Regions from separate parts of the Mus musculus genome. Here all the other regions are linked to region 5. Evidence: chromatin loops called from intact Hi-C (ENCODE). Cell type or tissue: heart. All regions are shown on one strand. Region 1 overlaps Prkg1 (protein kinase, cGMP-dependent, type I). Region 2 overlaps Prkg1 (protein kinase, cGMP-dependent, type I). Region 3 has its middle 83 kb from the start of Prkg1. Region 4 overlaps Prkg1 (protein kinase, cGMP-dependent, type I). Region 5 overlaps Prkg1 (protein kinase, cGMP-dependent, type I). Region 6 overlaps Prkg1 (protein kinase, cGMP-dependent, type I). Region 7 holds the start of Cstf2t (cleavage stimulation factor, 3' pre-RNA subunit 2, tau).

Region 1 (4,000 bases), 500 kb before region 5:
GATTGTTAAGCTGCCTGTGCCAAGCAGGGATTGGTGTTTTTAATTTAGAGATTATGTCATACAAGGGACAGTTAGTGACGTTTATGCTGAAGATAACTGACAGGCTAAAAGATGTATGATAAAAATCAGTAGTAATCTGGAATGAAAGAAGCCAAAGGTTATGTTTCAGGTGAATCAGGGAAAATCCACGAGGCTTGTGGGGTTTTTTTTTTTTTTTTTCACCGCATCTCCTGGAGTCCCTGGGGCAATATTTGTTTAGTGTAACAGCATAATTGAGGCTCTGATTTATGAAAGGGCAAATGTTTGCAGATCCTAACTTCTGCACTGGCTCCATTGTCTCTTCATAGCAGATATAAAATATGAACACCAAATCATGGCTAGAAAACAAAAGCGCAGCTGACAGACAGGTAAGCTAAAGTTTCTTCTACACCTTGGGATTCGCTGTAATCTGAAAAGCACCAGATTTTATGGGAATCCAGATTCCTCTTTCTTTCTTTCTTTCTTTCTTTCTTTCTTTCTTTCTTTCTTTCTTTCTCACTCTCTTTCTCTCTTTCTCTCTTTCTTTCTCTCTTTCTTTCTCTCTTTCTTCCTTCCTTCCTTTCCTTCTTTTTTTTCTTTCTTTTTAAGATTTATTTACTTATTATATGTAAGTACACTGTTGCTGTCTTCAGATATCCCAAAAGAGGGCATCAGATCTTACTATGGATGGTTGTGAGCCACCATGTAGTTGTTAGGATTTGAACTCAGGACTTCCAAAGAGCAGTCAGTGAGTGCTCTTAACAGCTGAGCCATCTCTCCAGCCCCTAGATTCCTCATTCTTAATGAACTCTCAGCTAGCATCTACATCAACAGGGACGGTTCTTAGAGTTAGAAGACTTAACTTCTTAGGTAAATAGATCCAACTGGGACCTCTGGAGAATCCTACTTCCGGGGCAGAATCCTCAGACTGGTGAAATGAGCACATGTGGGGCTGAGAACCATGGCACCTCTTTAAAAGGTGGATGACAGCAAGCTAATTTGGTTTACTCAGTGTATTGCACTTCTTACAGTTACAAACATTGGCAGATCACACGTGAAACCCTCATTTCTGTGTCTTCCTGAAGCAGCTATTTCTACCAGGCTGCCACCTGTTAGGTCTGTGTGTTCTGTGTCCCAGCCAGGCCACCCCGCCTCAGTCCTCCCCTTGTCCGGCTCTGTTATTTGTTCCTTAGAGGCATTTATTTTTCAGCCCTCACCTAAGAGTGTGTGCTACTGCTTGCTTTTGGGTGCATGGTGTGCAATCTTCTTTTTCCCTTCTTCTCTTTCAGCCCTCAACTCAGATATGGCAAAGTATTAAAAAATTTAGCCTGTATTGTTCACTAATTTTAGAATTCCCATGGAAACACTGATTTAGGGGGAAAAATACTTATACAGGAGTCATGGGCTGGCAGGCTCTAGTTGCTTGATTCTATAGTTAACATCAAAGTCATGTGAACTCTGTCTTTGTTTTTCTCATCTGTAAATTTAGGCACCAAACCAAACATTTTTGGAGAGGCTATGACATCACTAATTGATGGTTTTAAAATCTTTTGGTTGTGAGGTTTTTTTAAAAAGAGGGTTTTACCGTGTAGCCGAGGCTGTCCTTAAACTCACTAGCTCACTAGCTTTGAACTCAGGATCCTCCTATCTCATCCTCCTGGGTACTGGGATTCACATAACAAACTGGACATTTGCTTACTCTGTGCCAAGCACCCTGGAGTCTGTGAACTTTGAAAGGTTCCTCACAGGAAACTTCTAACCTGAGTGTTCAGTTATTTAGTGTTACCCAACACTCATGTTATATCTGATGTATGATTAATAACCATATTTACTTCATTCCCCCCAAAGCCTCTGGATTGGATAAGAGATCTCTGGGCCTTGAGGAAGGACTATAGAGCGAGTTTTGTAGGGAGAAAGACAGGGTAGGATGCTGTAAGTCTGGGTGAACTCCGTGGCTATGCAGGATATGGCTTTGCTTCTCAGAGGACGGAGGCTGGGCCAGACGGACATCCATTCAGATGCTTTGGTGTGCCTCCTGCCGCCAATGTACCCTGTTCTCCGGCATCCCAGCAATCTTGGTGAGCATGCCTCTGCCTCCAGGCAGCTCTGAGGAGTAGGGATATGAGCTTGAACACCATTGGGAGAGTATTGCACGGTTACCATCAACTTCAGCTGCCCCAACTCAACAAGTGGCAGGAATTGTTTTCTGTTTTTATTCTCTTTCTTTGCTCTTTTATCTGGAATCTTGTGCGCAGGCACCTGCCTTCAATTGTACTTCTGAAATTTCCTTGCCCTCCTGTCCAGTATTTAAAACAAAACCAAAAATCAGATAAAAATAAAAAAAACAAAACTTCCAGTGACCTGGCATTTCTGAGGGCACACTCGTGCCTGGTGCTGCCATCTAGTGGACATGTCATAACCTTATGGGTTATGGGATCTCTGATCCACGATCCACGTTGGGCTAGACTGGACTGGAAAACATCAAGTAACTACTGAGGCCTGCCTTCCAGATAAATGGATGGCAATTCAGTGATGACATGTTAGCAAATTATACATGCCAATAATTTCTCTTGATACCAGTTGTTTTCTTAAAAGGTATCTTAGATGTTAGTTCTTAAAATAACACCGTCTAATGCTTCTATGGTATGTATACTCAGAGGAAGGCTGACTGGAAGAGAAGAAAGCCAGGACCACCCAGAAGAAAACTTATCTACCCTCACCTTCATTGGAGCACTTGCAAACCCTCTTGTTATGTCTGCATCCCACTCCTCTCCATATGAAGAGATGTCCCAAGTGTCACTACTTAGATCAACATCCAACCTGGCCTGCCGACCACTCCTTGGGCTGCAGCCATGATTTACTCTCTCTCTCTCTCTCTCTCTCTCTCTCTCTCTCTCCCTCTCCCTCTCCCTCTCCCTCTCCCTCTCCCTCTCTCTCTCTCTCTCTCTCTCTCCCCGTCAGAACATCAGAATTTTAACTTGAAATGTAAGTTCTATTTATCTGCTAGCAGCTTTCCCTTTAAAATCCAAACCTAGATAGTTGCCATAGTCTTAACTTTAACAAAAGTATTTGTCTTCTTGTCTCTCATTGTCTCCTTTGTTTCTCCTTTTTCCAAAAATAATCATCTCTCCTATCTCCTTTTTTCTATTTCTAGTTTATTTTTGTAATGTTTATCTACAGATTTCTTCCCACAAAACCTTCTGTTCACTATGAAGATCCCAGTAGTTCTCTTCTAAGTAAAGCAAAAGGACTAAATTTATTCTCTTTTTTTTTTAATTTAAAAAAGTGCTTATTTTTAGAATCTTGATATTTTGGTATACCTGAACATGAGCAAAAATTAACACTGGGTCATATCCCTCTAGCAATGTCCATATTATAATCACTAAAGAGCTTTATCCTAATCCTCCTGAGAATTTCTCTCAAGGACTAAGAATATTTTAGGGCATAGTTTACAGAGGTCATTGGGATGGTTAATATTCTGTAACTATTTTTGATTTATAGTAGTTGATCCAAAGCAGATGCTGGATATAAAGCAGCAAGAGTTTCTCAGTGTAAGAATAGAATATAAACTGCACTAGGGTCATCATATTAAATTATATGACTGTGTTGTGTTTGTACTGTTTGGAACCTGGCATCTGTCCAGAGTCTGGACTGTTACACAGACCCGTTTTGCTGTACTACTATGGTGTGCAAATTTTAAAATATATTTTATATATTTGAGGCCTCCATACCTTAGAAGGAATAGAGTCTGCCTCCTCCTGTTGAAGAGCCTGAGGACAGAGGGGCAAGCTCCTGATGAAGTCCTGTAGCTATGCCTCATCCACAGAGAAGCTTAGTTTCATTTCAGCCTCCAGAACATTGCTCATTTTATTTATGCACAGACATGGAGATTGATAGACGCATGACACATCTTCACACATGTATTTTATTATCTTTGTCTAATTCATGATTGACTATTTCTTTATAACATTTTCCAAAGAAC
Region 2 (4,000 bases), 510 kb before region 5:
CCAGTGAACTCAATACACTCCTCAACCTCTTTATGAAGTATACAAATAATTCTCTTCATTATTTGAAGGACAGAAAGTGAAGGAAGCTGAAGGAAGTTTAGTGTCCTGAGTGTTACCTGGGAGGCACAGAGAATTATGGTGCCCTCTAAGGCAGACAGTATTACAGTGGCCCCTTTGCTGATTTTCAACACACTTGTGGGGAGCAAGTAATTTCCAGCCTGTAAAAACCTAGTTGGATTGAGTCAATTTGTCAGATCTAATTTGGAACTGAAGTGGATATGTGAAATTACCTAAGGGCAATATTAGGACTCAAGGTTGGCTTGTGAATGAGAAAGTCAGTAAGATAGCCATCCACATATTTTGGTACCATCAAGAGTAGCTCTGTAATAAAGCCAACATATCAAATTTGCACCAGCAGTATTTCAGGCAGAATCATTTCATCAAAATCAGGTTGAAGCCATACTTACCAAACTTGAGCTATGAAGATCTTCACTTAACTTATTTGGATGTATGATATCAGTTTATGGCATGATTCATACATTTATATCCATATATCCATACATTTCATAGATCCATGATTATGAAGAAATGAGAGGGTGGTGTGTGAATCTACAGGTTGTTTATTGCAGAGGCCAAAAACGTTTCTTGTCACTAACATTAGGGAAAAAAAATAGCTGTATTGAGTCAATTTGTCGGATCTCTTTTGAAGCTGAAGTGGAGATGTGAGATTACCCAAGGGCAATATTAGGACAAAAGGTTGCCTTGTGAATGAGAAAGTCGATATGATAGGGCAGAACTTCTTAGTTCTAGAATCAGAACACTTTGCACTTTGTGGGTTTAAGTTCTTCTTTCCAACATTTATATTCCCCCAGAGCTTGAGTGAATAATTAAGCATGGTAAGATCTGCCTTCTGGTGGGATAATGCCAAGCATACCTGATGTATGGTACAGATACCACAGCAACACTTGGCCTTGTTCAGCATTGTACGTAGACAAGAATTATGAGAGAAGGGTATATTTATCTCAAATGCACACTTTTGGATATGTAGAGCAGATGTCTCTCCTACCCTTTTACCTACTTACCTCTAAATTAGTTTAACTTAGCATGGTATTTTAGGACAAAATTGTGGATTTGGGAGCCTTCCCTTGTGCTGAAGAATGCAGAAGGCATGGTGAAGCACTTACTTTCCTTGTCTTACTTGCTAAGGAAAAATTAAGGTCCCCACCTTTAATGAATCACAAAGTATTCATTAAATTCTAACAACAGGGACAGGACAATGCTTTGAGTTTGGTTATGAGGTCTTCCCAAAGGGTGGAAAAAAAATAACAAGATGGATGCTTTCAGAAGTTAAATTCTGTAAATAGATCTACACATGTGCTGTCCAGCCCTGTTCTGAACAGGGGTGCTAAATTTCCTGGTAATTTAGATCCCAGAGAGGTTGTCAATGGGATTACAAGATGCCTTAATTTCTTCCAAGGACTCTCAAGGACTTGGAGAAATGTCTTCTGTCACAAAGAAGTATGTGCTTGGTTGTACAGAGAGCTGCAGTTTGAAATAAAGTAGTAAATCTGAGTTTGCCTACACTTAAGCCCAGATAGAAAAGAATACTCCCAACTGGAGTCCTCCCTCTTGTCCTCACAGGTTGTGTGAGATATATAAACCACACAGGCTGAAAAACCACACAGGCTGAAAAATCCCATTAAAACCATATCAGACTGCCCCACTTGGAGATCCACCCCATAAACAACCACCAAACCCAGACACTAGGCAGATGCCAACAAGAGTCTGCTGACAGGAGCCTGATATAGCTGTGTCCTGCAAGGTTCTGCCAGTGCCTAGAAAATACAGAAGTGGATGCTCACAGTCATCCATTGGATGGAGCCCAAGGTCCCCAATGAAGAAGCCAGAGAAATACCCAGGGAGCTGAAGGGGACTGAAGCCCCATAGAAGGAATATCAATATAAATTAACAAGTACCCTCAGAGCTCCTTGGAACTATACCACCAATCAAAGAAAACACATGGTGGAATTTGTGGCTCTAACTATATTTGTAGCAGAGGATGGCCTAGTCGGTCATCAATGGGAGGAGAGGCCCTTGGTCCTGTGAAGGCTCTACTCCCCAATATAGGGGAATGTCAGGACCAGGAATGGGAGTGGGTGGGATGGGGAGCAGGGGGATGGGAGAGGGAATAGGGGATTTTTGGAGGAGAAACTAGGAAAGGGGATAACATTTGAAATGTAAATAAAGAAAATATCTAATAAAAAAGAAAAAAATCATATCAGAAATGATTGCATTTACACTTGACACATACATTCAGAATACAAAGCCTCACACAACCTTTTTCTGAGATCACATAAGTTTTTGGTTTTTATGCTTACATCTCATTTACCTTCTCTGGTCCTGTGTTTTGACATTATGCCACATTGCTCTCATAAAAAAATGTCTAGAAAAATGTGCATGCGATGACTGGGTATAGAAAGCACTAGGGTTTAGACTCATAGAATGTCCATGGGCTGTGGAACACAAACTCCACAGTGAACTGAGTGACTAGAAAAGAAACTGCACACTTGAACACAAAAGGACCAGATCGGTTTTTCTTCTGGCAATAGGACAGTCATAAAGGAAGGGAGCGACTGGTGTTTTGCAATCTATCCTGCTGTTAGTTCTTTTCTGTGTTTAAGGCTCCTGGAGTGCCCTGTCGATCAGAATTCCACTTCTCTGCCTTTTTCCTTCAGCAGTATTCCTAGGTCTCCCTCTCTTCTTAGGCCTTCTCAGATTATCTTAATGATGTTAATGACCCTGGCAGGTCCCTGAAGCAACACACAGCAACCTTAGGCCTCCTGCCTGCTGCTGTTGAACTCAACCAATGAAATTAATTTGTTGGCGACAGCTGTTCCTCTCTATTCTTATTCAAGAGCTTTGTGGATCTTTTGGCTCCTTTCCTGGGAAGGGAATTCCTGGTGCAGGCATGTGAAGACAGGGTTGGATAGATCTCTTAGAGTTTTACCTCTTCTCTGTATCGCTGAAGCTTCCTCCTTGTTCTACTAAGTCATTTTAGTAGAATGAATGGTGGCCAACTCATACAAGAGTGATGCAGGAGCAGACTAGCTGGTCCTTCCTTGGCTTATTGGAGATAGGCAGTTGTCACTGGAAATTTGTAAGAACCAATGTAGTTGTCCGGAACCAGAATTCTGAAGGAGGAACTGTTTTCAAAGGACCCTGTTGTGTTAAATAGTAGGTTTCTGGGCAAATCCATGGAAACAATGTGTTGGATTTTGGATTTGAGACCCGTCCTTTTTTTTTTTTTTTTTTTTTTTTTTTTTTTTTTTTTTATGTTTCTATAACTGTGGTTTAGTTCTTCATAGGCCTCAACAGATTCATAACCTTAATGTTTATGCGAGTAGTTTCACATCATTCATATCCCATAGCTTGTAAAACAAGTAGAATAACCCATATCAGCCAAACAAGGAAATTAAGGCTTCAAATGTAATAAATTGACCTAACTTTTTAATACAACTGCTCTTTTAATACAAATGCTTATTTTTCAGAGCCTGTTGGTAAAGAGTGTATAAAATTATGCCTAGTGATTTCTTACCTTTCAGAATTATAGTGGTTATTATGCAAGCTAAGTTTTGATGCCGAAAGAACAACTGGATTTAAAATGGTTCAATCGATTCTCGAAAAGGCAATGGGGATAAGAAAGGAATTGTGCACCTTTAGATAAATGAGGCCATGGAAACAAGGAAGAATTACAGAGCACTGCAGTCACATTTCTACTTGTCTTTGGGATATATGGATGTGTTATATATGTAAGACTAATGGATAATTTGGGGCTGGCCCTGGGGCGGAGGGCAAGAATCTGCCCACTATAGTGGCCTATGGCTGTCCTTTGTGTACGATAATACCTTCTGCGGTAGACAAACTAATACAATCTCAGAAGGCTTCGACTCATAGCAGTGATCCCTTCTCTGTCATTTTCAGGCTAGGAGCACTTAGAAGT
Region 3 (4,000 bases), 900 kb before region 5:
GAACTTCTTGATTTCCAAGTATATGGTGTTAACTGATAGTCTACTGGCTCAGATGAGGTCAAAATTTGTTTTTTAATGAGGAGAGACTGGCAGTTTTCATTGATGTACACTGAAGTTTTCTATCTTTGGGGGAAAATGTTTATAATTTCAATGCTTTACTTCTGAATGCTTTTGGTGAATTGTTTCTTCATGGTCATCGGAAACGTGAAAGAAACTTTAAATAGGATAAAATCAGATCACCTTTGGCACATTTCTCAAAGCAGTTACAAAATGAATACTAACTGAGAAAAGCGCTAAATATTTTATTTCAGCCAATTAAAGTTATACGTTCTTAAAGACCAGGTTATACTTGGGTGTAAATGATTTTTAAGTTGGTGTTATCTTACATATTTAAACGTGGAATTTAAGCAGTTCTCCCACTTTTACTCAAGCTAAGACATAAACACATTTTATAACCTAATCATAAACTTTTGTTAATTCCACAAGTTTTATTATACTGTGCCCTGGAGACCATGAGCCTCTTAATTATTTAAGAGTAATTTAACAATCTGAACTAGTTACATGGTGCAATTGGTAGTTTAGTTGTATATAAAATAAGCTACATAATAAAATCCAGATAACATTTGAAATGTAATTAAAAGTATGATAGTATGTATAGAATTGGAAGAAAGTATATTAAATTAAGTTAATTAACCATTAATTTTTCATAGGACTTGGGAGGGAATCCAGGGTCTTGTGCTTGCTAGGCAAGCACTTTGCGACTGAGTTCCACCACTCTTCATTTTGAGACAAGATCTTCCAAAGTTCCCCAGGCAGGCCTTGACCTTGTGATCCTTCCTGCTGTGGGCCAGCCCCATTCTATTACAGCGTCTAGAGAAGCAGGGGTGTTAGGCTTGTACAACCAGATCCAGCTAATTCTTTCTGTATGTGCACGCATGGCTATGTGTGTGTGTTGTGTTGCTCATATGTGTGTGAGAGGACAGAGGTCAACTTCAGGTGTTTTCCCCTGGTCCATCCCACTTTACTTTTTGAGAAAAGAGCTCCATTGTACCTGGAATGCATTATTTCAGCTAAAATGTCTGGCTAGTGAGCCTTTGCTACCTACCTGTCTCTGCCTCCCCGGTGCTGGCTGCAGAGGTAGCTCTCAGTGTGCTTTATGTGGATGCCAAGTATCTGGACTCAGGCCCTAACACATGTGAAGCAATTGCTTTAACCACTGAACTGTCTCTCCAACCCATCATCTGAATAGCTTTGCTCTCCGTGTCTTTAGCATGCGCTGTCTAGAAGCTCTTTGTGAATAAGACTCTGTAGAGGCACAGTTGCTACCGCTGTCTTCAGGCTCTTGTCTTCTCACTGCTGTAAAGATCTTAGGCATCATTTAACTGGCTGTTTTATTTTATAAAAACTTGACTGGGAATGCCCACGTATCTCGATGAGTAAGAAGGAGGATCAGAAAGGGGTATCGGGAAAAGTTACTAGTCCTCATGTTGTGGGAATCCTTATGGGCTTTCTTCTGTGCCAAGTTGTTTTAAGGCAGCTTAAAAAGGCAGATGTGGGATTCCAGGGGTCGAGTGCAGAACAGCAAATTCCACTCCTCCCCTGCATGTCTTTGGGTCTGTTTCATATTGGCTAGATGACATTTATTTGGGTACAGACATAAAGGGCATCTCTGTTATATTTGCAGAAGGCCAAATGCTGTGAGGACTGGATGATATGTTTGGAAAAAAAAAATTGAAATTCCAAAAGGTCATGATTGGCAGGAACGGTGGTTTACCACCAAATGTGTGCCATACTTTCCCCTTTATAACATGCATTTTCCAACTATCCAGGATGACTCTAAAATGAAACTCATGTGTAACTTCTCTGCACATACAATCATTTGAATGTACACATGGGTAAATACTACTGTAAGTATAATGTAGAAAGGAAGTAATTATACATAATAAAAGATATGATATGTAATAAAATGATACAGGTTGGAGACTATCACCAGAAAAGAAGCACACAGTAAGTTGAACTGAAGACAGAGTGCATGTTTCTCTTGGTGACGTCATTTCAGGCAGCAGCTGAACAGATGTTTTGAAACTTGTGCTGATTCTTTGCCACTGTAGTAGTGGCCACTGGTTTTACTCCTGCCAGGTATCGACAGGTTTTTAAAATAATGATTAGCTATCTGTAAAATGTCTAACAAAGTCAAATACTCTCTTCTCTCAATTTACATGGTAGTTGCATTCCCAGCAAATTTAAGGCAATTTAAGCTCCGTGCACAAATAAGCAAGTAAGTTATATGTAAAATGGATTTAAGTTTCCTCCTGCCTGAATGCTCCTGGGGGGGGGGGACTTGAAGTTGTATGGCTTGTGGAATAATTCATTAGTGTACAGAATTCTGCCAATTTTAGAACACAGGTATCCAATAGACAACCTCAATATTACAAACTCCCACAAGGGGGCAGTGCAGCCTCCATTGAAAGTCGTTGGGAAAACTTTTAACCTAGGAACTGGATATTTTAAGGTGAGATAATTAGTGTGTGTGTGTGTGTGTGTGTGTGTGTGTGTGTGTGCTATCTTTGGAATTGTGGAATGTTTGTCAGAATCTTGGGTTATACCCATTAATCTCAGAAACTAAAATGTCTCAGACAGCACTCATTATTCCCCAGGGTCCTGGACAAATCCATCTACAAAGTGAGGCCACCGAGCTGAATGCAAATATTTTAAATGATAAATTAATAAGCAAAAGTTTCCCTGTGTTATTTAAAGGGAACTTCATAGTTAGAAATGACCTCAGACGGATTTTAAAAAGGGTTTTTAGTAGTTAACCTGCAAGCCGTCTCTGAATCAATGAGGAGGCAACATCACTAAAAGTTGTTACTCTTCACTGAGTCAGCAATACATGAAAGTATTTAAGTGTCGGTATTTGTTTTATTTTTAATCCAATTTTACTTAATAAAGTGTCTGTGGCCATTTCAAGACAAGCTCAAGATATACCATCTCCTTATGCCTAGTCAGGGAGAAAGAACACTGAATGCCTCAGTCTCCCAATATTTGAGCAAAAATATTTCATGGCTTCTGCATGGTTTCTGGAGGCAGTGTGAAGACAGACAATCATAATGGGATACCTAGTTGGAATCAAGAAACATTTTTCCATCAAAGCTCTTTGGTGTCTTTTGGAAAGGCATAGTGATATATACATATACACATACACATATATACATATATACACCCACACATGCATATATGTGTGCATATATGTATACATAAGCTTCCCATAAGCCTTGTGCTACCCATATCTGTACACACAGTGGTTAAGTTAGCACTAACATCAGAACGAAAACATACACTTAAGCAGCATATTTAAGAGCCCATTCACACATTCAGCATGTAATTATTTATTTGCCATGTATCTACTTTGTACCAGTCACTATTCCGAATGTTGAAGGTGCAGTGGTCTGAGGCATATGCAACCTCTGGTCTAGTGATGCAGAAAAACAATGAATGAGGAAACATATTACAAAGTTCAGTTGGTAAAACTTGGTGGATTCTAGGATGAAAATAAATTAAAATGTAATGGAAGGCTGCCTGAGGTCAAGTGGTGTCTGTGGTCCTCTAGCTGGGGGCCCTGTTGATGTCCACAGCCCACATTACTACTGAAGGCTGTGTGGATCTTCATAGTCTGTGCTGTCTCCTTAAGCTTTATTGATGTCTGAGGCCTATGTTGCTATCCTCAAAAGGCCATAATGATGTTCCTGCTCCATGCTGTGGTCAAAGGTTGTATTGTCTGTACTGCCACCAGAGTCTGTGCTGAGATCCATGGTTGGTGCTGCTGCCAGAGGCCTTGTGGATATCTGTGGCCCATGCTGTTGCCAGAAAACAGGTGCATGATCACTGCTACTGTGGAGCATAAAGGGCAAGGAGGCTTTTTGGTAGTGTTATTGATGACCAAAGAATCACAGTTGAGAACCTTAGAAGGCTTCTGTGACAAACCCCTCCCCTCCCAAAAGAA
Region 4 (4,000 bases), 230 kb before region 5:
TTAAGAATGAACCTACAGTGAACCTTGCTTATGGGAGAGTGGTCTTTCTGAAGAAGTCAGTTGGGGATCAGGTTTAAAACATCACCAACAGAACAGCAATGTGGCAGGGCATATTTGGACTCCTTATCACAGTTGAATGCTCCCCAGAAAACATTACTTCAGGAGTGCCAGTTTAAATTTGTCATATTACACTAGACTCCTGAGAGTTAGAAATTTTGTTAAAATGTAAGATGTAGTATATATGAAAATGCCATAGCTAGTGCTCTGTGGTGAAGGTCCAGAGACCAACTGCAGCTACAGAGAGGAGCGACATTGGGGGTTATTTTAATACTCTCCTGTGACCTGTCATAACGCAGAGACCAGTCTGGTAGGGTTGCTGTGATAAAATACCACAAACTGGTTGGCTCAAAGAAGAGAAATGTTTTCTTGCATAATATCAAAAGGGCAGCAGCCCTTGCTTTCTCCTTCGGCTACCCTCCCACTGTGTGGTCACCTGGCCTGGCTTCTGCTTAGACAGAGCCCTAGAGCATCTGTCTTCTCAGGAGAATATTTGGCAGATTAGATTGGCTCTTGGTGCTTATGGGCTCATTGAATCCCACATATTGCTAGGCCCTGACATGAGATATAGTCACAGGAGACATAGTCACAGGATCTTCAAGTGTGCAGCTGTGGGCGTTCACAAATAAGGACATAGCAGCCAATGATGTTGCTATCTCCAAGAAAAGAAGGAACTGGGTTTTTTTTTGTTTGTTTGTTTGTTTGTTTTTGTTTTTTTTTTTCAGGATTTCATGATACTCTGTTCCATTCCCCTCTCCCTATCTGTGGGTGCAAGTACGTGTGCAAGTGTGTGCACATGCACATGTGTGTGTATTAATATGTGTGTGTTTATGTTTGTATATGTAAATATGCATATTGTGTAAATATGTATGTAGGTGTGTATATATTGCCCTCCTTCACACTTTTTTTTTTTTTTTTTTTTTTTGCACATTTGCAGTGGCTCTTTTGTGCTGAAGATCTAGCCCTCTCCACTTTCTCTCCTTTGTTAATTGCTGTTTCAGTTCTCTGGGGATATTTCCTAGTGGCAAACCAGGTTTACCCATTAGTTCAGTACAGCAAAGCAGGGTTGGGTTCTGGGGTGAAGTGGAACTCGGACCCCAACTCTACTGAGGCAGGAAAGATCAACCCAAAGTGCCAAGAATTTATCTGTGTGTGTGTTGGGGGAGGGGGTCACAGAGAGATCCAGGGCAGGAGCTGGATGGGACTCAGAGCAGCCCCAATTACCAAACAAGGATTTTTTCAATAAATGTGGTTATTGGTACAGCAGCATTAGTAAGGATTGAATCACTGTGGACTATGGATTCCAAAAGTAACTGTAGTGGACAAACATCTGTAACGCCACACATGAAGGTGAAGCACCCGTATGCATAAAATAAAAGGTTTTCAAAAGAAATGCTTACTTCATAATTTATGATCTTCAGAAAACACACACTGTGTATATAACATACTTTCTTGAAGTTGAGTATACATTTTTAAAACCCCAAACACTTCCATCCTTCATATAAAAAAGATTGATAACTCCATCTCAGCAGTTTAATGACACAACAATAAACAGCCACACTGGCTTCCTTATTGTCATCTTCCGCACAGTCTGACGCTGACATTTAGATTGAAATCTGTATCTACTTTCTCATCTGGCGGGATAATTGGAGAACTTCTTCTCCCTGGCCTCCAGGTGTTTGCCAACTCCCACCAGGTTCTAGGAAACAAAGGGAGAGCCTGCAGGGAAACCAGGAAGTGCAAACGACCTATTCCTCCTGGGCTCTGTCTTTTGTTAAGCCTGAAAATGGAACCCTGTGTGTCAGCCCAAAGCCCGAAGGAGTCCACAGAAGAGAAGTTGGTGCCTGGAGGGAGGATAAAAACAGAACTGCAAAATCTTCTCTGCCTATTTAGTGGCTTGCAATCTGCTGCCAAGGTCCCAGGACGGGGGGTAATTGTTGCAGCCATTCTTTGTCACCAGGGAGACTTCCAGAGAAAGGCCAGGTTCCAAGGAATCCTCCAGAGAGCAGGTGTCTGCAGATGGGGTGGCGAAGGCGGGCGGGGACAGAAAAAGCTTGCCTCCCCCCTCCCCATCCCTAGGAAAACCGATTTGAAGCTTTTCCGTGAGAGCCAGAGAAAACTTTAGAACACTACAGCTCTTCAGCACTTCTGACTACTCACTGTGCTGTGCGCTGTGCGGAAGGGAGTCACTGGACGGCTTCTAATATGGGAGCTTCAGTGTGAGCCGAAATGTGGCGTTCACCAGAAGCATCCGTCTGATTTTCTCTCGAATTTTCATGGAGGATTAGTAACGAGCGGGTTCAAGTTTGGAACAGAGGAACAGCTGTGTCTGTGAGGAATTTCCATTCTGTCTGGATAAAGAAGACAGGATCTGAGTAGACAGTTTCCAAACAGAGCTGTGACTTATTTGAATCCCTTAGAGGTATAGAGAAAAGGAAAATGATACTGCCCCGTGTATATCTGCCGACTCTTGCTCGGGTGAAGAGAAAACAGGATTTCTTCATCATTCAATGAAGCACCGAGACTGTGACTTCTTTTTGTCATGCTGGTAATCCCATGCCAGAGGTCCTAGTGGTCACAGATGGCTTCCCTCTTGAAGCCCGTGCTAGTCTGATGGTGTCTGGCACTTCCCATCACCTAACAGAGGACTTGTGAGGGCTGTTAATTTAATCCAGGAGGATTGTGAGTTCAAAACCAGACTCTATTACAAAGACCATGTCTCAAACACAAAATCGAACAAACACGTAAGGAAGCTGGCCGCGGTAGTGCCGGCCTCTGTTCGCAGCACTGGAGGCAGATGCAGGCCACACGTTTATGATTTATTGAAGAAAGAACACTGGGGCTCGGCAAAAGTGATTTTTATTGCTTCTGCTAGTTTTTAATTTTTTCTTTCTCTCTTTTTTTTTTTTGTGCCAATGTGCCATATTTTGGTGTGGTGTGTTCTGAATCCCATTAACATTTATGTAGTAAATCACTATATAAAGTTCGAAGGCTTAGTCAAAATAATATTTGGAAAACTAGGATTTTAATACAGTACCTAACAGTTTCATTACACAACTATCCTTTGAGAACATAGGCTCCAAGTGCTGGTTAATATTCTTCCTCGGGTGTGAAAGATGTAAAACCAAGTGATTCTTATTAGATCGGCAGTGTGATGGGTGGGCTAAGTGCTCTCTACATAATCACTATGAGGACTTCTTGACAGATAAAGGAGCTGAGCCATGCATAGGTGGATTTGACGATGGTGAGACAATAAGTAAGAGATAGAGCTGGGAAATGCCTATATGCAGTTCCACAAAAGGAAATTGTGAAGTCCCCCCCAAAAAGCCTAGCTTGCTTTTTTTTTTTTTAAATAATACTAAATGTGAGTTTTTTTTTTTTCTCCCCAAGGAAAGATTCGTTTAAATTTTACTGGCAGCCAAATTTCCCAGCATTTCTTGCCTTGTCAGCTGCCTCTGTATTTTCCTGGAAGCAAAAATACAACATAAAACCAATGGGGAGAAACTGTGAAAGTCTGTGACACACGACAGGACCCTGAAAAGCCCTAGCAAAGGGTGATTTTGTCATTTATACCAAGGCACTGGAAGCATGCGGCCGCTCGCATAGGTGATTTACTCAAGACATTTTAGGTAATATATTGTATTGCCAAGAAAATTCATTGTTGTGAGTTCTTTCCTAAGCTTTGGTGGCTGCGTACTTATAAAAACAGACTGCTGATGACCGTAAATTATTTCACAGAGGGGAAAAGTAGATCAGAGACAGCTATTAATTTAAGCTGTTTCACATTGAAACTGTCACTCTCATGAAAGAAATGCATGACGGTTAAAATATGTGATTGTTTGGTAGAAAGAAATACATAAAACAGCAAATCTTGTGTTTGGAGTTTGGAAAGGCATTAGTTACAAATAGGGTATTAAAATGGATTGAACGTTTTCTAGCTTGA
Region 5 (4,000 bases):
AAGAGTATATTCGAGGTAGTATTCAGTGCACAGAACTGGAAAAGTAAGTATGGCTCAAATTCTTTCCTCTTGGCTTCTTTCCCTTGCTGTGCTAGGGATAGAACTCAGAGCCTTTAATATATTAGTCACACACTGCCACGGAGTGGACCGTAGTCTGGTATCCACTTGAACTTTACTGCGTCTCTCCAGCCACTCCCACATCCTCTTGGCTCTCTACAGACAGCTGAGAGAGATCTGGATAAAGCTGAAGGTTCTAATAGGGGAGCAATCATAAGGATTAAACATTTAGAAATGGGAAGAATTTGGTTCTATCCAGTGACTGGTGAGATGTTCAACTTTAAGTGGATGAAGTACTACCAATGAGTCCAGCATCCCTGTCTTCAGACCCTCCGGGGGCACCACTACCTAAGACCATGAAAGCTGGGAGTGAAGGGAATTTTGTGGTTTTTAAAGTCAGTTCTTATTATCTATAGTCTCAGTGCACAGGGAGTGATATCTGTGACTCATATTAGGCTTAAACAGACCTGTTGGTGATTAAAGACCATAAGATTATGCATATTAGTGTTCCCATATGGTTATAAATGCTTGTGTGAGTTTTCTTGTGTTTGAGTTTAAAATCCCTTAGTGTTATATCAGCTAACTTCTAGACACGATCTAGTTAGACTAACAAGCGTTGGTACTGAAGATTCTTGCTTTAATTAGCCATTATTTATTATTATTATTATTATTATTATTATTACCACCATCATGCTTATGTGTATGTATGGGCATGCCTGTATACACATGTAAAACAGAGACAACTTTCAAGAGTTGGTTCTTGCCCTGGACTTTGCTGAGGTAGGATCTTTTGTTTAGATTGCTCCGCTGTTACCTGCTTCAGATTCGCTGGCTCTTGGACTTTTGATGCAATCTCCTGTCTCCCCCTCCCACCTCAAGGTAGGAGGCTGGGATTACAGATTTGCGCCCTGACATCTGGCTTTCACATAGGTTACAGGATTTGAACTCAGGTTGTTAAACTCAGGTTGTGGTCAGAGCTTTTGCCTGCTAAGCCATCACCCAACCCCATAGCTCTATTTCTAAGATAGGTAAAAGTGACTATATAAATAAATAAAACCTTTAACCTGGAATTATTCTGAATCAACACCTAATGGGTTCTTCTTTATTTTTTTTCACAAGAACCTCTAGATTTATTTAAATAAGGTTCCTGATCTAGGGAACACCTGTGTGCTCATTGCATTTATTTCCCTGGGGGAGGGACTATGAGTTGGGCCTGATTTGAAACAGGGTAGCCAAGGCTGACCTGGAACTCACTGTATTCCCAGCTGGCCTCAAACTTGTGACAATCCTCACGCCTCAGCCTTACAAGCGCTGGGTCACAGGTGTGAGCCACCGTGCCTAGCAAACACAATTACCTCTGAGCTACTCCAATAGTTCTTATTGAACAGATGTCAATGGGGTCAAATGACTAGACTAGTCATTGGGGAAGGGACATATGAAGGGGAAAGCAGAAATGAGTCTATACTTGGAGCTCCATATCAGCTTTATAGCTATCAAATGTGACTACATAAATAAGTTATATAGCTATCGAACATAGGTGGGGGCATGGTGGGATAGTTTTCTCTTATATCCCTACCCCCCAAAAAAAAGGAAAGGAAAGGAAAGGAAAGGAAGAGAAAAAGGAAAACAAAAGCCTTTGTCTATATTCCTACATTTAAAATTATGTCAGACTTACTGGGGCTATACTGTTGTCTACGGTGCCACCTATTGGTAAAATGAAGCAAAAACAATCTACTGTCATTGGTACAGTATCCTCTTAAATCTCCTTAGAGTTTTGCAGGCAGCTGTTAGAAAGCAGATTGTCTGTGATCCGACTAAAATAGGAGATGAATCATGTGCCTTATGCAGAGATGCTCAATTTTGTCATTTAGTAGAGACCCAGATAGGATCTAGGAGGCAGGATATCCGACTTCCCTAGTTCATAGCTCTGCCAAAAAAAGGGGGGGGGTAGGGTGGGGTGGGGGGGAGGGCTGTGAGATTGTTTAGGGATTCTAAGCACTTGGCTCTTCTCATCTACTGGAATGCAAGTGGAATCGTCTCATATGACTGCTGCCTTATACAAATGTGAGCTGAAGTGCAGAGTCTTTTGTAACATGATCTCTCAGAGCCTTTGTGAAGTCACACAGCTATAGCAAAGGGCTGGCTCAGAAGATGTAACTTTCAAAAATTAGTTTTGTGAGAATAGCCGACATAAACTGTAAACCCCTCTAAACAAGCATGTGGTTAGCTTTCATGGAAGAAAAGGTTAAATACCAAGTACAATATGATAGATGGCTGAAGGAGTCATTGAAGTTTTTTGAGATACACACACACACACACACACACACACACACACACACTCCTGCTGAAGCTCAGGAAGGCTTTGATCTTATACTTGTCATCATACTGCTCTGGCCACTCTCAGTGTGATTACAGGCTTGTGCTACCAAGACCAGCATGAAGAATTAGATTTCAGTTAAATTAGCAGGCTTAACAAATATTAGGACTTCTCATTTCAGTGGTGCCCATGTGTATAACCTAAACCAGAAACATACATACACTAGGCATTGGAGTAAAATAGGAAAATTGATAAGACGTCCTTCATTACTGATTGAAAAAAAATGCTACTATGAAAATCATAATTAAGGCAGATTCCTTCACACTTTTGAACTTCCCCAGCTTTTATAGGGCAATGTTGTTACTTGTGAGTTTTACTCACCTCCCACTTACTGTGCAGTTGGTGTTTGAGGTAGATTTTTTTCCATTAATCATTTCATTTGTTTACATTTAAAATCTTATCCCTCTTTTTTTGGTCTCCCTTCTATGTACACTCCACCTATTCCCTTCCCCTTTGTCTCTAAGAGGGTGCTCCTCCACCCACTCACCCACTGACCTCTCAACTCTCTAGCATCCCTCTACACTGAGGCATCAAGTCTACACAGGACCAAGCGCCTCCCCTCCCACTGATGTCAGATGAGGCAATCTTCTGCTACATATGAAGCAGGAGCCATGGACCCACCCATGTCTGTACTCTTGGTTGGCAGCTTAGTCCCCGGTAGCTCTGAGGCATCTGGTTAGTTGACACTGTGGTTCTTACTATGGGGTTGCCAACCCCTTCAGCTGCTTCAGTCCTTCCCCTAACTCTTTCATTGGGGTTCCCCCGGTCAGTCCAATGGTTGGCTGTGAGTATCTGCACCTGCCTTAGTCGGGTGCTGGCAGAGCCTCTCAGAGGCCAGCGATACCAGGCTCCACTGAAAGGCTGGCTGTACTAACACTGCTTTGTCTATTTAGAGTTTGGGTGGGTAACCCAGAAAACCAGCAGAACACTGGATTTGTGGGGTTCATGTTAGAAAGCCAAAATTATCTCCTAAATTCCTTAGTCAGTACTTTTTTCTAATCACATGAGTTTAACGTTGGCTTCTGTGTCATGCACCTTTTTAAGTTTTATCTTCTGGATTTGACCCTCTTGATTTTCTCTTATAATGTCTCTAGTATTTTGATTCCTTCGGATAATTGATGATAATTTTCCTATTTCAAGTTTCTTAATCACATCTACCAAGTTCCTCTTCCATATAAAATAGAGTGTACAGACATTCTGAAGATTGGGATGTGTTGAGACCTTTGAGGACTTATGATGCTGTCTTCTATAAATGCCTCAAATAAGTATATTAATTTAAATAATATTTTGATCACTATATAAAATTAAATAGTAGGTTTTGAAGTTATCTTAAGTAAGAAAGATTTTATTTCTATGATGAGTTCTATTTTAGACTCTTAAAATTTAATGTTGAAGATATTCTGTTTTGGGATTGGTCATTGATTTGACAAAATAGCATCATGGTACAAAACAACACTCTCACATAATTAAGGAATTCATGGAATGGAAGTATCTGAAATAGGCTATGGTGTCTACAAGTGGAATTAAAAAATACTTGAGTATTATAATAAATATAAATGCTCTCAG
Region 6 (4,000 bases), 170 kb after region 5:
ATGGCAAATGGGATTGGTTTCTAATCATATATGATCTTTTTTTCCTAACTTTGCCTCTATCCTGGTCCCAATATGTCTTTCTTTTTTTTTTTTTTTTCTTTTTTTTTTTTTTTTTTTTTTGGCTCATTATAAAGTAACTATCTTGTTCCATAAAGTTTTCAAGTATCTTTCCCTACACTTGACATTTTGGGTCTGGGTATGTTTTTATTGGTTACTTACTACATCTATTGTTGCCTGGGTAAGTGTAGGATACAAATTCTCTATGACCCCTTGGAGGAAAAAAGTACCAGATCTTGCCTTGTCTTAGGGTTTTTATGGCTGTGATTAAAACAAAACAAAACAAAACAAAACAAAACATGACCAAAAGCAAGTTGGAGAGGAAGAGTCATTTTTTCACCTTACAGTTTGTAGTCATTCTGTCATAGAAGGAAGTCAGGGCAGGAACCTGGAAGCAGGAGCTGATACAGAGACCATGGAGGGGTGCTGCTTACTGCCTTGCTCCTCCAGACTTGCTCAGCCTGCTTCCTAATAGGACCCAGTACCGCCAGCCCACGGGTTGCACCACTCACAGTGATCCGGGCCCGCCCCCACCAAAAAAAAAAAAAATCAGTTAAAAAAATGGTACCTGAGGCTTCCCCACAGCCCACGAGAGTGGGAGCATTTTCTCAGTTGAGGTTCCTTTTTCCAGATGACTCTATAATTTGTATAAAGTCAACATAAAACGAGCGAGCCCAACTCTACATTTCTAAAACTCAGCTTATCTGTCTCTCAAAGACTATACCTGCCACATCCTATAAATAAATCATTGAGTAAACAGTCTGACGTTTCAAAGGCTCTGAGATAGGCATAAGATAGAATCTTTCTGTGTTTTTTTAGCTTAGGAAACGTACTCAGTGACTATATGGGTGAATTCTCTTGTGATCTAAGATATCTGAGTTGGGGGAAGAAAAACCCTGGCCTCATCGCAGACAAGTGATGTAGTGTTGTCTGAGTTTCATGGCAGGAGATTATGAACTAGCCCACTGAGTCCTCACCGGGGTCACTCCATATCCCCAGTGCAGTCAAACCTCCCTCCAAAAAGGCATTACCTGGCATCCAAAGGGAGCATACTGTGGTCCTTTTAGAGGACACATACCCTGGGGAGCAAGGGAGTGTCTGTGTGGCCACTGAGGCTCTCCTCCTGTGTCTCATGCACACATTGGCCATTGTCAGACTGGCCCTGTGCTACAAGTGTGCCTCATTTGCATGGCAATCTTTATCATTTAGAAGACTGTGAGCAAAAAAGTGACCAAGTGACCAGACTTGCCAAGAAGCTGTGTGAAACCCTGGAAGATCATGAAAAGGCACATGAGTAGATCCTCCTGTGGTTGCTAGTTGGAGCTGACCCTGGCAGCACAGGCCTGTACTCTCAGCTCCTCTAGAGTTTGAACAGAAATATCATATGTTCAAGACTCACCTAGTCTATAGAGTATGTTCAGGGCAAGCCTGGGCTACTAAGTGAGTCCTGTCTCAAAAGAAAAAGTAAAAAGAGGGCAGAGTTAAAGCTCAGAGTCCTTGCCTCCCACATGAAAGGCTCACAGGGAGTTTGAACTGACTCTGAACTAATCCTTCTATCTCTATTTTTTCTATTTAAACTTTTATTTCTATTAATATTTTGAACTAGGATATGTTATTGTTATTGTTGTTGCTATTATTATTCCAGAGAAAAATCATAGGCTTAACAGGTGACTGTGGAGTTTAATGCTACATTGTAAGTCGGCAACAGTCAACTTTAATCTCCAGTATATCTCCATACCAGGCTATTTCTTATAGGCTTGGTTTTAAATAGAAAATTCAGTTGAGTAGCTAGATTTAAGTGTGAAGATATGCCTTGTTTATATTTCAGCTGGAAGGTACTCAGAATAAAGCATATATGTGTGTGTTTGTGTTTGTGTGTGTTTGCGTGTGTGCCTGTGCATTATGGCATTTTCCTAGATGTTATTATATCTTGCTTATTCCTGTCTTTCCTCCACTGCCCTTGCCACTTGTGCCCCCTTCTGCTCTTCCCCTTCTTTCCAAATATTCACCCCTCTACTTAATATATCATATTACTCTCTCTCTTTTTTCTCTTCTTCCCAACTCCCCTTAAAAGAAGCACAGTTGTTTTTTATTTTTTTAATTGCCCGAGTCCTTACACATTTAGACAGCTGAGTTCATCTTTAAGTCAGCATTATCAGATCCACCTCAGAGAAAAGCAAGCAAATTTACAACTACTCAGAGATAATACTGGGCCACTTAGGCCCATTAGTGTTCTACAGGAGTGTCAAGTGACCTTGTATGAGATTGCAGAAAGATGGCCCTTAAGGCAAAGGCAGATGCAGTAGCAAATTACTCGTGCCCTAGAGGCACTTACATGTTTTGTTCCTGTTTGGTCAAAGAAAATATAGTGACAGGGCTTATTCCTTTAATGGCGCCTCTTACATTCTGGTTACAGAGTTTGTATATCCTGAATAATTTATATTACAGATATCTGTATGTGCATCTCTCCTAATGAATCTGACCACAGCTACACTGCAAGATTCACGGTAAAACCGCTCTCTCTTTAAAGCAATAATGTCTGGGTCCTTTACCGTGCCAAGGTCTTCAAAGACTTTAACACTTTTTCATTTGATTTGATTTGATTTTTCTTTAATAATTTTTAGTAGTAAAGAAAACGGCTTGGGCAAGAGACACGATGTGATTAAGCTGTTTCTTCCAGCTATATTATTATGTTAGAAAAACTTCAGTTCAAAAAAAAATTTTGACCTACGAAGGAAGCTCAGTCTGTAATGTATTTTTGCCAAGCCAACACCAGGTCCTGATTTCTACCTCCAGAACCTACTTTTTAAAAAAAATTATAATTTATTTATTTTTATGTTGATGGTGTTTTGCCTGCATGTGTATCTATACACCATGTGTATCTATACACCATGTGTATCTATACACCATGTGCCTTTGAAGGCAAAATGATGTCATTGGCTCCCCTGGCACTAGGGAGGCAGACGGTTGTGTGCTGCCTTACGTGCTGGGATGGAACCTGGATCTTCTGGAAGAGCAGCCTGGGTTTTTAACCACTGACCCCAGCTCTCCTGCCCCAGAACACACACAACCTTAAAAAAATACAAATACAAAAAGCTGGGTGCTAAAGAGCTTGTTTATTATCTTAATGCTTGGGCAGCAGAGACAGGTGGGTTCCTTGGGCTCACTGACTGGACAGCCTGCCCTGCTTGTCAAGTTCCAGTAAGAGATCTTGCCCCACAGAACAGGGAGAAGGACACCTAGAGAGCTACACCCAAGGCTGATTTCAGACCTCCATGCTCATTTGTGGACATGTACATGCACCTCAGTGCACATATGTACAGACAAAAAAGCACATATGCACACACACACATATATACACATATACACAAACACATACACACACATATACACAAACACATACACACATACATAAACACACATACATACACACACACCAGTTTTATCAACAGTACCAAGTAGAACAGGAGCAAGGGTTTATAGGATTTTTTGTAGTGTGTTCTCTTGTACCTGTTAAGATGGAACTATGAGCTGAGGCCCTGCAGTCTAACCAAAATCTGTTGTGGTATAGTGGCAGCTACAATGTTTGAGCCATTGAGAAAAGCTGTGTTTGGGGGCTGGGGAGATGGCTCAGTGGTTAAGAGCATTGACTGCTCTTCCAAAGGTCCTGAGTTCAAATCCCAGCAACCACATGGTGGCTCACAACCATCTGAGATCTGATGCCTTCTTCTGAGATGTCTAAAGACAGCTACAGTGTACTTACATATAATAAATAAATAAGTCTTTAAAGAGAGAGAGAGAGAGAGGGAGAGAGAGAGAGAGAGAGAGAAACCTATGTTTAATAAAACTTTATTTATGGGGCCCCAAACTTGAATTTTATGTAATCATCAAATGCCACAAAGCATGACCCCTCCCCTTTTGCATTTAGGAATGTCATAGCTGT
Region 7 (4,000 bases), 240 kb before region 5:
CCTGGATTCCACCAGTCATCGGACCTCTGGAACTAGGGCCAGGGCCCCTCATCTCTAGTCCTCTTGCATCCATGCCTCTGGTTTCCATCGCGCAGGTCTCCATCCTTCTCTCCATTCCTCGTGGCTCCAAGACCTCAGTTTCCATGGGCCGAGTCTCCATCCCTCGAGATTCTCTACCTCCTCTACCATCCATAGGTAGACCTCTCTGATCTATCATGGGACCTCTGGGCTCTCCAATTAGCATTCTGGGATCTGCTGCCAATGGTCCTCCTCTCATATCATGTGAGGCAGGGCCACGGTTGTCATGACCATGATGCATTGGAGGACCCTGATGGGGTGGTCCCATATAGCCCCTGGGCTCTACTTCTCCAGTCACTGAGAGCAAAGTCCCTCCACGTGGGTCATTTGGAGCATCTCCCAGTAGTCCTCGAGGAGGTATGCCACCAGAAGGCATGGGTCCACGAGGCATCGGAGGTCTAGGATCTGATATCTGCATCTGTCCTCGCTCCAGGGGCACTGGACCAACCACTGGCATGCCAACTTGTGGCTGCATTGCTCCTCCTGGAGTTAAGGAACCAGGTCCAGGTCCAGGAACTGCAGCTGGTATTGGCCCCGGAGCTGGAATTCCTCCCTGGATAGAGGTCTGCATCAGAGGTGGAATGTCCTTCACAGGTCTTCTTGGCAGATGCTGAGGCTGAGGGGCAGGAGGATTCTGTTGGTTCAACATGACGTTAGGTCCCGGGCAGAGGCCAGGGGCAGGGCCGGGGCCAGGGCCGCCAGGCCCACTAGGCCCAGGCCCACCAGGGCCAGGCCCAGAGACCGGCTGAGATTTGCCTGGGATCAGTGGTGTGACATGTATCTTACGATGCAAAATTTTCAGTGCAATCTCTGGATCCATGATTCTCATCACCACTTGTGCCTGCAGCAAAGCATACGCCAACTGTGGGTTCTGAAGTAGCATGTTTCGAGCTTCCTGGTGACTGTTCTGGACACACAACTTCATCTGCTTCATGAGCTCAAACATCTGCTCTGGGGGCAAGCTGGCGACTGCTCTAGTAATCGATTCTGGAGCATCTTCTGGGTCGATAGGGTCCCCATAGGGGGAGTCAATGATGGGGGCCGCCGGGCCTAAGCTCTTTAACTCCTCCTTGTTCTTTTCGCTGGCGGCATTGTCCACCCGAAGCGCTCTCCCACTAAACTCTCGCCCATTGAGGTTTCGCATGGCACTGAGCGCAGTCTCCTGGTCTTGGTACTCGCAGAAGCCATAACCCTTGGGCTTCCCAGTCTCTCTATCGTAGACGAGACGGAAACTGACAACTGAACCAACCTCTGAGAAAATGTCCTTTAACTGCTCCTCCGTCGCCTCATACGGAATGTTCCCCACGAACACCGAACGCAGCGATCGATCCATGGCTGGGTCTCTGACCGCCAAACTCGACATGATTGCTGCCGAGAGGACAGCGGAGATTGAATTCGTCTAAGGGTCGTCCTCTGGCGAACCACACTTCCGCTCTGTAACGGAAGCAGATAGCAAGCTCCGGACAGAAACCTTTCTGTTAGGAATCTGTAGTTCCGTTAGGCCGCAGACACTGCTTCCTGAGACCGGACTAATTTATCTAACGCCTTCCGCCCCGGGCCGTGAGCTCGGTTGTCCGCGCCTACTTACTGACAACAGGATTCCGTTCCATGGTCCTATTGGTCGAGTTTTCCCGGCGTCCCGCCCCCGCTTCCTGCGGGCACAGGATGCACTACGACTGACCTCATTAAAAATGGCCGATCGGGCTTCCATGGGGTAACCGGCAGCGTCTGTGTTTCCACACACTCGGGGCTGTTTTCATTGCGTTCCACCGGCGGGAAACCGCAAGCCGGAAGCTGATTTAAGGCTTAATGTGTTTTCACAGCTTTCGTTTAGTGTAGGATAATAGAAATATTTAAAATTATATCCAATATTATGAGGTAAAAATATTGTTATTTATCCCTTAAAATAGCTTAACAACATTAAACATAATTATCGCAAAGATAAAATAGCGCTTCTGTCAGCCGCAGCCCCGCCCCCAAGCTATGGCTTGTTCAAACTGTTACCAAGTCCAGGGTCTTCCCTGGTATCTTCTGTGTGCGCAGGTTGTTGTGTGATCATTTCTCTCTCCCCTTACAAATTTTAATTGACATCAATGCTAAAGTGGAATTAACTAAAAAGTATGACTGCAGAGTCTGGATTAATCGACTAAACTTTTATTGTACACATATAAGTAGTTGTGATTTTATTTATTATTTAGAGACAAGGTCTCTATGTAGTCCTATCCTGGAGCGCAGGCTGACCTCCAGCTCCCAGAATCCTCCGCTGGGCTTAAAGGTGTGCACCACCACCGCCCACTTCTCTTGCCAGTTTTGTACTTTAAATACTGCCATTTTATTTTAAATGACCAAACATAATTTTCACTGTTTTAACTTGGAAAAAAATTCAAAAAATATCATGGTTTATATTTTGTTTTGTTCTTGGTTTTGTTTTTGTTTTTTGAGACAGAGTTTGTCTGTGTAGCCCTGGCTGCCCTAGAACTTAGTCTGTAGATGAGGCTGGCGTTGAACTCAAGAGATCCACCTACCTCTGCCTTCCAAGTGCTGGGCTTAAAGGAGTGGGCCACTACACCCAGATATGTGTTATGTTAATGTAGATGGTATATTTTTACATTCAGTTGTCAATTAATTCAATAAATTAAGTTATCAGGTATACTAAAACAAATTTTGTTATTTTAATACAGGGCCCTTCTACAGCCCAGGTTGGCCTGAAAAATTCACTGTGTATGTAGTTTAAGCTGTCTTCAAATTTGCAATCCTCCTGCTTCTCCCAGTGTATGCTGGGATTAGAGGCAAGCACCACAAGCCTTATCTTTACCTGATGGTCAAAGAAAACACAGTAACCAACAAACAAAGCAACACGTGGGGCCTATGAGATACTTAAAGGTTTTAAAACATTAAATAAAACATTCACCATAAATTAGGCATGGCGGCTCATCTTTAATCCTAGCACTTGGGATACTTCCAGGACATCCCGGAGCTCTTTATGTCTAGTTCCAAGCTGGTGATGGCACACTGAGAGACACTCAACACTTTAACACTTGTGTCTGTTAAATACTATCAGCTTAGTCCCTTGTAGAAATGGTGTTTAAGCCGGGCGGTGGTGGCGCACGCCTTTAATCCCAGCACTCGGGAGGCAGAGGCAGGCGGGTTTCTGAGTTCAAGGCCAGCCTGGTCTACAGAGTGAGTTCCAGGACAGCCAGGGCTACACAGAGAAACCCTGTCTCAAAAAACAAAACAAAACAAAACAAACAAACAAACAAAAAAACCCAAAAGACAAAAAAAAAAAAAAGGAAGGAAGGAAAGAAAGAAGAAAGAAAGAAAGAAAGAAGGAAGAGAAGAAAGAAAGAAAAGAAATGGTGTTTAATATTTACTCTGAATTACTTTGAGCATCTATCAGTCAAATTAAAAACTAACTGCCAGGCTGGTAAGATGGCTCAGTAGGTAAGGAGCACCCGACTGCTCTTCTGAAGGTCCAGAGTTCAAATCCCAGCAACCACATGGTGGCTCACAACCATCCATAATGAGATCTGACTCCATCTTCTGGAGTGTCTGAAGACAGCTACACTTACATATAATAAATAAATAAATCTTAAAAAAAAAAACTAACTGCCTTGACTAAAAATGTACGTGTTTTCAACAAACAAGACTAACCAACAAAACCACCCAAATCTCTGACATATTTGGCAAATGTGGTATTTACAGCAGGGGTGGTCACACAAGTCTGGAAAGCCTAAGACAGGCTCAGGCTCATTTTGAGCTCAAGGATAGCATGGACTATATACTGAGTTGTAGGCAAACCCGGGATATATGTAAAACCTCCCCTCTCCTTTTAGCTATTTTCAGAGATGAAATTCTACACAAAATTGTAAATACTGTAGTCTTTGTGAGTCTGTAAAGTATATTAAAACACTAAATAAAATAA

What was found. Peaks named below come from ENCODE experiments on the same cell type or tissue, not always from the same donor. Only the 100,000 strongest peaks of a DNase experiment are listed, where the experiment ranks them.
Region 1: a loop joins it to region 5, with 13 times the contacts of the local background. A loop is called at or near these places in 7 of 42 quality-filtered maps.
Region 2: a loop joins it to region 5, with 2.3 times the contacts of the local background. A loop is called at or near these places in 7 of 42 quality-filtered maps.
Region 3: it touches region 5 in a loop (5-fold over the local background); 19 of 42 quality-filtered maps call a loop at or near these places.
Region 4: it touches region 5 in a loop (2.0-fold over the local background); 8 of 42 quality-filtered maps call a loop at or near these places.
Region 6: a loop joins it to region 5, with 2.7 times the contacts of the local background. A loop is called at or near these places in 11 of 42 quality-filtered maps.
Region 7: it touches region 5 in a loop (2.7-fold over the local background); 8 of 42 quality-filtered maps call a loop at or near these places.

What each region holds. Positions count from the first base shown.
Region 1 is chr19:31,340,789-31,344,788 of GRCm38, reverse strand. The region is part of intron 2 of Prkg1 (protein kinase, cGMP-dependent, type I); the gene reads left to right. Among named protein-coding and RNA genes, the nearest start is that of 8430431K14Rik, 130 kb to the right of the region's middle. In heart, a CTCF peak has its summit at 2,419 (motif pointing left); no DNase peak of the experiment used is centred here.
Region 2 is chr19:31,350,802-31,354,801 of GRCm38, reverse strand. All of the region lies in intron 2 of Prkg1 (protein kinase, cGMP-dependent, type I), which reads left to right. Among named protein-coding and RNA genes, the nearest start is that of 8430431K14Rik, 140 kb to the right of the region's middle. In heart, no CTCF peak of the experiment used is centred here; a DNase peak (open chromatin) is centred at 1,801.
Region 3 is chr19:31,745,278-31,749,277 of GRCm38, reverse strand. It overlaps a transcript of Prkg1 not described here. Among named protein-coding and RNA genes, the nearest start is that of Prkg1, 83 kb to the right of the region's middle. In heart, a CTCF peak has its summit at 2,431 (motif pointing right); no DNase peak of the experiment used is centred here.
Region 4 is chr19:31,072,788-31,076,787 of GRCm38, reverse strand. All of the region lies in intron 3 of Prkg1 (protein kinase, cGMP-dependent, type I), which reads left to right. Among named protein-coding and RNA genes, the nearest start is that of Cstf2t, 8.1 kb to the left of the region's middle. In heart, no CTCF peak of the experiment used is centred here; no DNase peak of the experiment used is centred here; H3K4me3 peaks cover 839 bases; H3K27ac peaks cover 765 bases.
Region 5 is chr19:30,841,268-30,845,267 of GRCm38, reverse strand. All of the region lies in intron 5 of Prkg1 (protein kinase, cGMP-dependent, type I), which reads left to right. Among named protein-coding and RNA genes, the nearest start is that of Cstf2t, 240 kb to the left of the region's middle. In heart, a CTCF peak has its summit at 1,776 (motif pointing left); no DNase peak of the experiment used is centred here; H3K27ac peaks cover 479 bases.
Region 6 is chr19:30,670,715-30,674,714 of GRCm38, reverse strand. All of the region lies in intron 9 of Prkg1 (protein kinase, cGMP-dependent, type I), which reads left to right. Among named protein-coding and RNA genes, the nearest start is that of Dkk1, 120 kb to the right of the region's middle. In heart, no CTCF peak of the experiment used is centred here; no DNase peak of the experiment used is centred here.
Region 7 is chr19:31,080,507-31,084,506 of GRCm38, reverse strand. The region is part of intron 3 of Prkg1 (protein kinase, cGMP-dependent, type I); the gene reads left to right. Cstf2t (cleavage stimulation factor, 3' pre-RNA subunit 2, tau) reads right to left here and starts at 1,666. Exons shown (of 1, transcript NM_031249.2): 1 at 1-1,666. The coding sequence starts at 1,441. In heart, no CTCF peak of the experiment used is centred here; DNase peaks (open chromatin) are centred at 506 and 1,706; H3K4me3 peaks cover 2,310 bases; H3K27ac peaks cover 1,750 bases.